Linked DNA regions of Mus musculus: region 1 is linked to region 2. The links are chromatin loops, found by intact Hi-C in ENCODE. Cell type or tissue: left cerebral cortex. All regions are shown on one strand. Links, peaks and the distances in the headings refer to the core of each region. The heading gives the core; the rest is flanking DNA.

Region 1 (2,910 bases), core at 268-2,767, 260 kb before region 2:
TCAAACTGCCAGAATTAAAGACTGCAGACACACTGACGGAAATGGGATGTGGGCTTTGTCAGTGCTGCTAAAGCTGTGCAGATGCAGAATGTGGTACCCAGGGGTCGAGGGAGCTGCAGTGACACCCAGCCCCTCAGCATATCTAGGGAATCTGTGAAGTCTGGACTGTTATTTGGCTACTTCTCCATGAAGGCAACATGTAGTGATGTAATACGTAGACTGTTGAGTACTAACAGTCACAAAGCAAATAATGCAAAAACATTTTTAAAACAAACAGTACTATCATCTGTGTGCCAGACAGACTGCAGAATCTGCAGCTCTTTACACCACTTCTCATTGTCTTCCTCAAAAGTCCCTTGAAAGTGTTCCATTATCCCTCCATTTGCGTGTGCTGAGGCTTAGAGGAATCAGGGGTAATCGCCTTTGTTCCCGGTGATGTTTATATACAATGCATCACACTTGCCCTTGTGGCCCACAGTGATCTTTTAAAAGGCTAATTAGTCACTTTTGAGTAAGAGCAGCCTTGCATCATCAGGGGAAGACAAAATCCCTAAACTGAAACACTTCCTCCTGTGAAAATCTTTGCTTCTAGAATTTTCTGTTATTTTGTTTTGCATAACCAGGCTATTAATAATGGGATACGGAACACAAAGACACAGAAAGTGATATTGCAATGATTGTGGTTGTCAGTCACTGCGTTCTCCATTTCTTTGGAATCACTCGTTTCACAACTGAAACCAAGGCATCTTACTATAACTACCTAAATCTGAAGCCAAGCAATGGTGGAAATTTCACATGGAAATTTTAATAACCTCTTTCTTTCCAAGGCCAACTGTTTCTTTCTTCTCCTGTCTGCTTGGAGCCAGCCCACCACATTTGACTTGCAGCCATGAGCCTGGAGGGGGTGGAAGCTGTAATGAGCAGAGGCTGCCAGCACGTCAGGTCCCATTGTGTTTGTGTGACTGCAGGTCAGGGTGATGAAGCAAGAATTAGCTTCATCCCCATCGCTGCAAATAAATGTGATTTTATGACGGCACCAGAGCTTTCCTCGGTTATTCAAAAGGAAAGAAGAGATGTAAACGTGGCTGTACAATCATTATCACAAAACTCGGCTTGCTCCCTGAGGTCAGCAGCTGATTTTAATTTCATACTTTCTACAAGTAGCGAGATAAAAGGTGATATTAATGTAAATATCAGAGCAAGGAAATGCATGTCTCACCTTCTCACACTTCTCAGGGTATAATACAAATGGTTTCCTCCAACCAAATCAAATTCACTGAGGTGGGGGGAGGAGAGGATAGGAAGCTACTGAATATTGATGCATTTAAAATTCAAATGAATCAGTTATTCAATTAGCTGCAGACAAATTAGGCAAAATGTGACACTCCAAGGACATAGGGAGTTCATGTATGTCTGTGTGTCCCTTGCATACACAACACAACACACACACACACACACACACACACACACACACACACACACACACACACACGGTTTGACCAGCAGTCTTTGAGATCTGTGAGAATCATGAGTCTATGAACTGAAGTGAATTGGTTTGCATGTGTTCACGCCCAGTCCCTAAAAAACAGGAAACACGATGTTTGTAGAAGGCAAAGCCGAGAACTGGCTGTTTCTTCCCAGAACCTTCGACCTGTGAAACGTGACTGGAAAGTATCTGGGAAGAGAGTTAAGGAAGAGCTTCCTGTTTGTCTTCATTTATCATCTCATCCTTGCCTTCCCAACGTACATTTTACATCACGAATGCCACACAGCATGCTCTCTCTGAGTTGCCAAAATGTTTTTGCTTTTCATCTGAGGTCCAGTCTTAATATATCTAGATGTTGTTCCCAAAGACAGAACCATTCCTCCCCCTCAGTCCACCAAGGAAGTAGACTCCTGGGTGCCACCCTTGGCTGGCCATCCTCAGCCTAGCTCCACCCAAGTCTCATCTTATTTCCGCTGGGTTTTCCTACTAGTCTGGACCTAAAAGCTGGTCCCCAAAGTGTCTGGATTTCTGCAGGCCATGTGGGAGTCAATCATATCTCCTCCCAGTGTTCTCTCACAGATGTGGTGGCACAGGCGAGAGCAACAGCCACTCTCCTCTTGAACTCAGCACCTCTCCTCTTCCTGAAAAGGCTAGAGACAAGCCTGCAGGCCAAGACCCTGAAGAGAAGCATCCCAGCGCTTCAAACTGCCACGTGGTGTGGCCTTTCCTTCTGGGTGTTCTCTGTCTCTCTGTCTCTCTGTCTGTCTGTCTGTCTGTCTGTCTGTCTGTTTGTCTCTCTCTCTCTCTCTCTGTATGTGTGCCACTCTCTGTATCTCTCTCTTTTCCTCCCTCCCTCCCTCCCTCCCTCCCTCCCTCCCTCCCTCCCTCCCTCCCTCCCTCCCTCTCTCTTCCTTCTCTTCCTTCTCTGCCTTCCTCCCTCTGAACATTCTCTTATCCCTTCCCAAGAGAGAACAGCAACTCCAGAAAGGCTTGTATCACACCCGAGAAGGCAATGCATGCAGAGATGGAAACTGAATGCAACCTTTTCTTAATGTGCTTACACCAAACCCTTGTCCTTATTCCAACCCAGCCTCCCTACCCATAGCCTGTTACCTGCAACAGAAGCCACCACCATCATTACCACCATCACCATAAGGACTACCTAATTTCTCAACTTTATTCTATCTATGGACTCAGTCAGGACTCTTCCCTATCCACATTTGAGTATCTCCTTCCATTCTAATCCTGTTACCATTTAATTGAAGCTCTCCTGACATCGCAATATGAAACTAAAATACAAAAAGGGAGCCAGGGAGAGAAACAGAAATCACACCTATGTGATTAGAAGGTGGAATTTTATACAAGTGAGTGGATCTGCAAGAAAGAGTACTGAGTAACCAAGAACTTATGGGCTGGATGAAGGA
Region 2 (2,910 bases), core at 120-2,619:
GTGGAAGACAGAAATAAATAAATAGGGCGAAGAAAGGTTTACAATTCCTTGGCAGATGGATAAAGGCAAATCCTCTGGGGGTGCTAGGGGAGTCTGGGAACGTTTTCCCGGATGTGTGTTTTCTGCAGCGCAAAACCTCTAAGCTCTTCCTTCATCCTTTCTATGCTGCAGCGTCCGCTGCAAACTCTGCCTGCCTATCTGCAAAGTTCAGGCGTTTCAGGATTTCAGAACCATTTCTGTATGGGGGAGATTTCCCACACACAATTAAAAGTAAGCTGTGCTTTGCCTTTGCTGTTCGGGAAAGCTAGCTCTCCGCTGGAGAATGCACAGCCAGCCCGCAGGTCTCTGCATTTATCCCAAGTTCACCCTTCCTCCTCCCATCCACCGGTTAGTGAGAAAATGAGGGAAAGCATCCATCAAACCGCAGAAGCGCAGAGAACTTTTCCTCCGCTGTCAGAGAGGAAGTCACTTCTGCTTCTCAAGGCCAACAGCTGATTCTGGGAACCTCCGGACTAGGCAGGAAGGTTTGGCGATGAAGGAGGTGGGAGAAAACAATGCCCAGCCTGCGACGCCTAGGGCAATGAACATCCTGCCCAGGGGCTGGAGGGGGGATGTCCCCTACCCACCCGGCACCCATACCAGGCTCTGGGCCGCTGCTGCTCCGCTTACCTTGATGATGCTGCTACGCCGGGGGGTCGCTCGTGCAGCCTCCAGGAGGCCGGCCTCGCTATCCGCGGGGACCCCCGCAGCGCCCGGCAGCGCGACCCCACTGCGACGGTCCCTCATCCGGCCCCCCAAGGCCGGGGGTGGGGCGTCCCCTGAGGCAGCGTCGGCGCCGGCTCGGGGGTCGTCTTCGCCCCCGGCAACGTCGAGAGGCGCCGGAGCCTCCCTGCTAGCCGCGCCCTCAGCCATAGCCAAGCACGTTTTAGGCTCCCGGCGAGACAGCACGACCGCCAGCGGCGTCCAGCCCCGGGCACGGGTGCGCTCAGGCACCAGAAGGAAACCCCGCTAGACTTTGTTTTAGCGCGCCACGGCCGCTGCAGTGGCAGCCACAACTTTGTAGAAAGGAGACATCGCTCCGGCAGAGGCGTCCTCGGGCTGTGGTCCAGGAGGTCAGCGGGCCGGCGCGGACGGGCGGCGGGGGCGGGGAGAAGATGTGAGCGGGAGGGAGAAGCAGGCGAAAAGCAGCGGGAGGTACTGGAGACGCGAGGCGAGCGCCGGCTCTGTGCAGACAAAAGGCAGTGGGCGCCGGAGCCAGGAGCCTCGGAGCCGGGACGTGCGCGGCCGGAGCGGCGACTGCGGATCGGCCACCAGCCACCTGCCCGCCGACCGCAGCACGGCGGCCCCAGGAAGTGCGGCGGCGGGGCGGCCTCCACTCCGCTCGCCTGTGACAGGGAGGGAAGACTTGTTTTGACAGCCCGTGGGGATTGGCAGGCTCCCCGGCCTCTCAGGAGCCGAGGCTCACCGAGGGGGTTCGGGCCGACCAATCCTCACCGCGGAGGGGTGTGCCCGAGCGCGAAGAATGGAATGTGTTCTGTTGCTCGGAGCCTGCCCAGCCCAGCTGGCCCCGGTACTAGGCGAGGATGCGCGCGCCAGTGTGCGCACCCACAGGCACTCAGAGTACATTTTAGGAAGTTTAGAAAGGAGACGAAAGCGGCCTGAAGGTTCAAGAAATGGGACGCGGGTGGGGTGGTTTGCGGGCGGCAGTGAGATGACGGAGGAAACACTGCAAAACAGCAAATCTGGAATAAAGAAGATGTTGAGCGAGAAGGTTAGAGTGTTTGGAGGGGTGTAGTAGTGACACTTGGCACAGCCAAGGGTCAATCACTGGCTCTCCTGCCAATCCTTAGAAGTGAAGTCCACGCACTAGGACCCTGGAGTTCCACAGTTTGTCTCGGGTTCTATGAGCGGATTCTACATTCACTCAGTAATCTGAGTCAATACAACAAGGAGTTGGGTTTAAGGGGTAGGTAGGGTAAGAGGAAGCAGAGCAACGAAAACCCTGGGAACGCCGCCGAATGAAACACAGAGATGATGGAAGCCACATAGCGACAAGGTCATTGGCAGGTTTAGTCTCTACCCTAAACCGTTCTCGACGAGGGTCCAGCCTCCTTTCTACATATAATTCTAAATCATTACATTTTGCTCCTTCCACCAAGCTAGTAACCAAGAGGAGAGCAGGGATTCGGTAGCATTAATCACACCATGAGCAAATGTAGACAATGGCTCTAAGGTCCCTGGAGAGTTGGACGACGTACTGAATCTCACTTAGATCATTAAATGCATTTAAATTACTAATTATTTCATAATTCAAGATTTTACTTCTTCCTTACGTGGCCAATAGCACCAAGAAATTTTTCAGCCCTTCAGGGCCAGAAATTTATTAAAATTCTAGCATTTTAAGGATGAGCTGGGGTGTTAGGAGTCATCTAGGGCAGCTCTTTTATTTAACAGAGGAAATGAAAGCCCAAGGACCTTGTCTACTGACTGGTTAGTACAGACACTAAAATCAGATCTGCTACCCAGTTCCTTCCAAGCTCTCTTCACTTTTTTTATCTGGCTCCCCTGGGGCTACAACCAGTCAAAATTGGATGGGGCTCTTGGGAGAATTCACATTTGACATTTACCATCTCCTAGGGAAGACTGGAAAGACTTGACTTTACCTTTTCTTTAAATATACGTGCAACCCAGAAATGAGTGTCCTCTAGATGAGAGGCCAGCTCTGGTTTTAGAAGCAACACTGCCCTCTAGTGAGATGTTGAGAACTACAACCGAAATAGCAAGCGCTTCTTCTCATAACTGTTACATAGAAAATATATTTTGTCCTCAGAAGTATAGCCAATTTTAGGCTACTGTTTTTCTGATGCTCTCTCATTATTACACCTAACTTTGTCTTTTACAGATGTCAGG

Evidence for each region. Hi-C counts contacts between places; a loop is a spot of excess contacts. Peaks named below come from ENCODE experiments on the same cell type or tissue, not always from the same donor. Only the 100,000 strongest peaks of a DNase experiment are listed, where the experiment ranks them.
Region 1: it touches region 2 in a loop (5-fold over the local background); 3 of 42 quality-filtered maps call a loop at or near these places.

Annotation. Positions count from the first base shown.
Region 1 is chr1:55,664,023-55,666,932 of GRCm38, reverse strand. All of the region lies in intron 1 of Plcl1 (phospholipase C-like 1), which reads right to left. Among named protein-coding and RNA genes, the nearest start is that of Gm39642, 150 kb to the right of the region's middle. In left cerebral cortex, for the core only: no CTCF peak of the experiment used is centred there; DNase peaks (open chromatin) are centred at 895 and 1,229; H3K27ac peaks cover 864 bases.
Region 2 is chr1:55,404,390-55,407,299 of GRCm38, reverse strand. Plcl1 (phospholipase C-like 1) reads right to left here and starts at 1,354. Exons shown (of 6, transcript NM_001114663.1): 1 at 670-1,354. The coding sequence starts at 912. It also overlaps the pseudogene Gm8531. In left cerebral cortex, for the core only: a CTCF peak has its summit at 1,307; DNase peaks (open chromatin) are centred at 139, 1,161, 1,476 and 2,132; H3K4me3 peaks cover 2,012 bases; H3K27ac peaks cover 1,741 bases.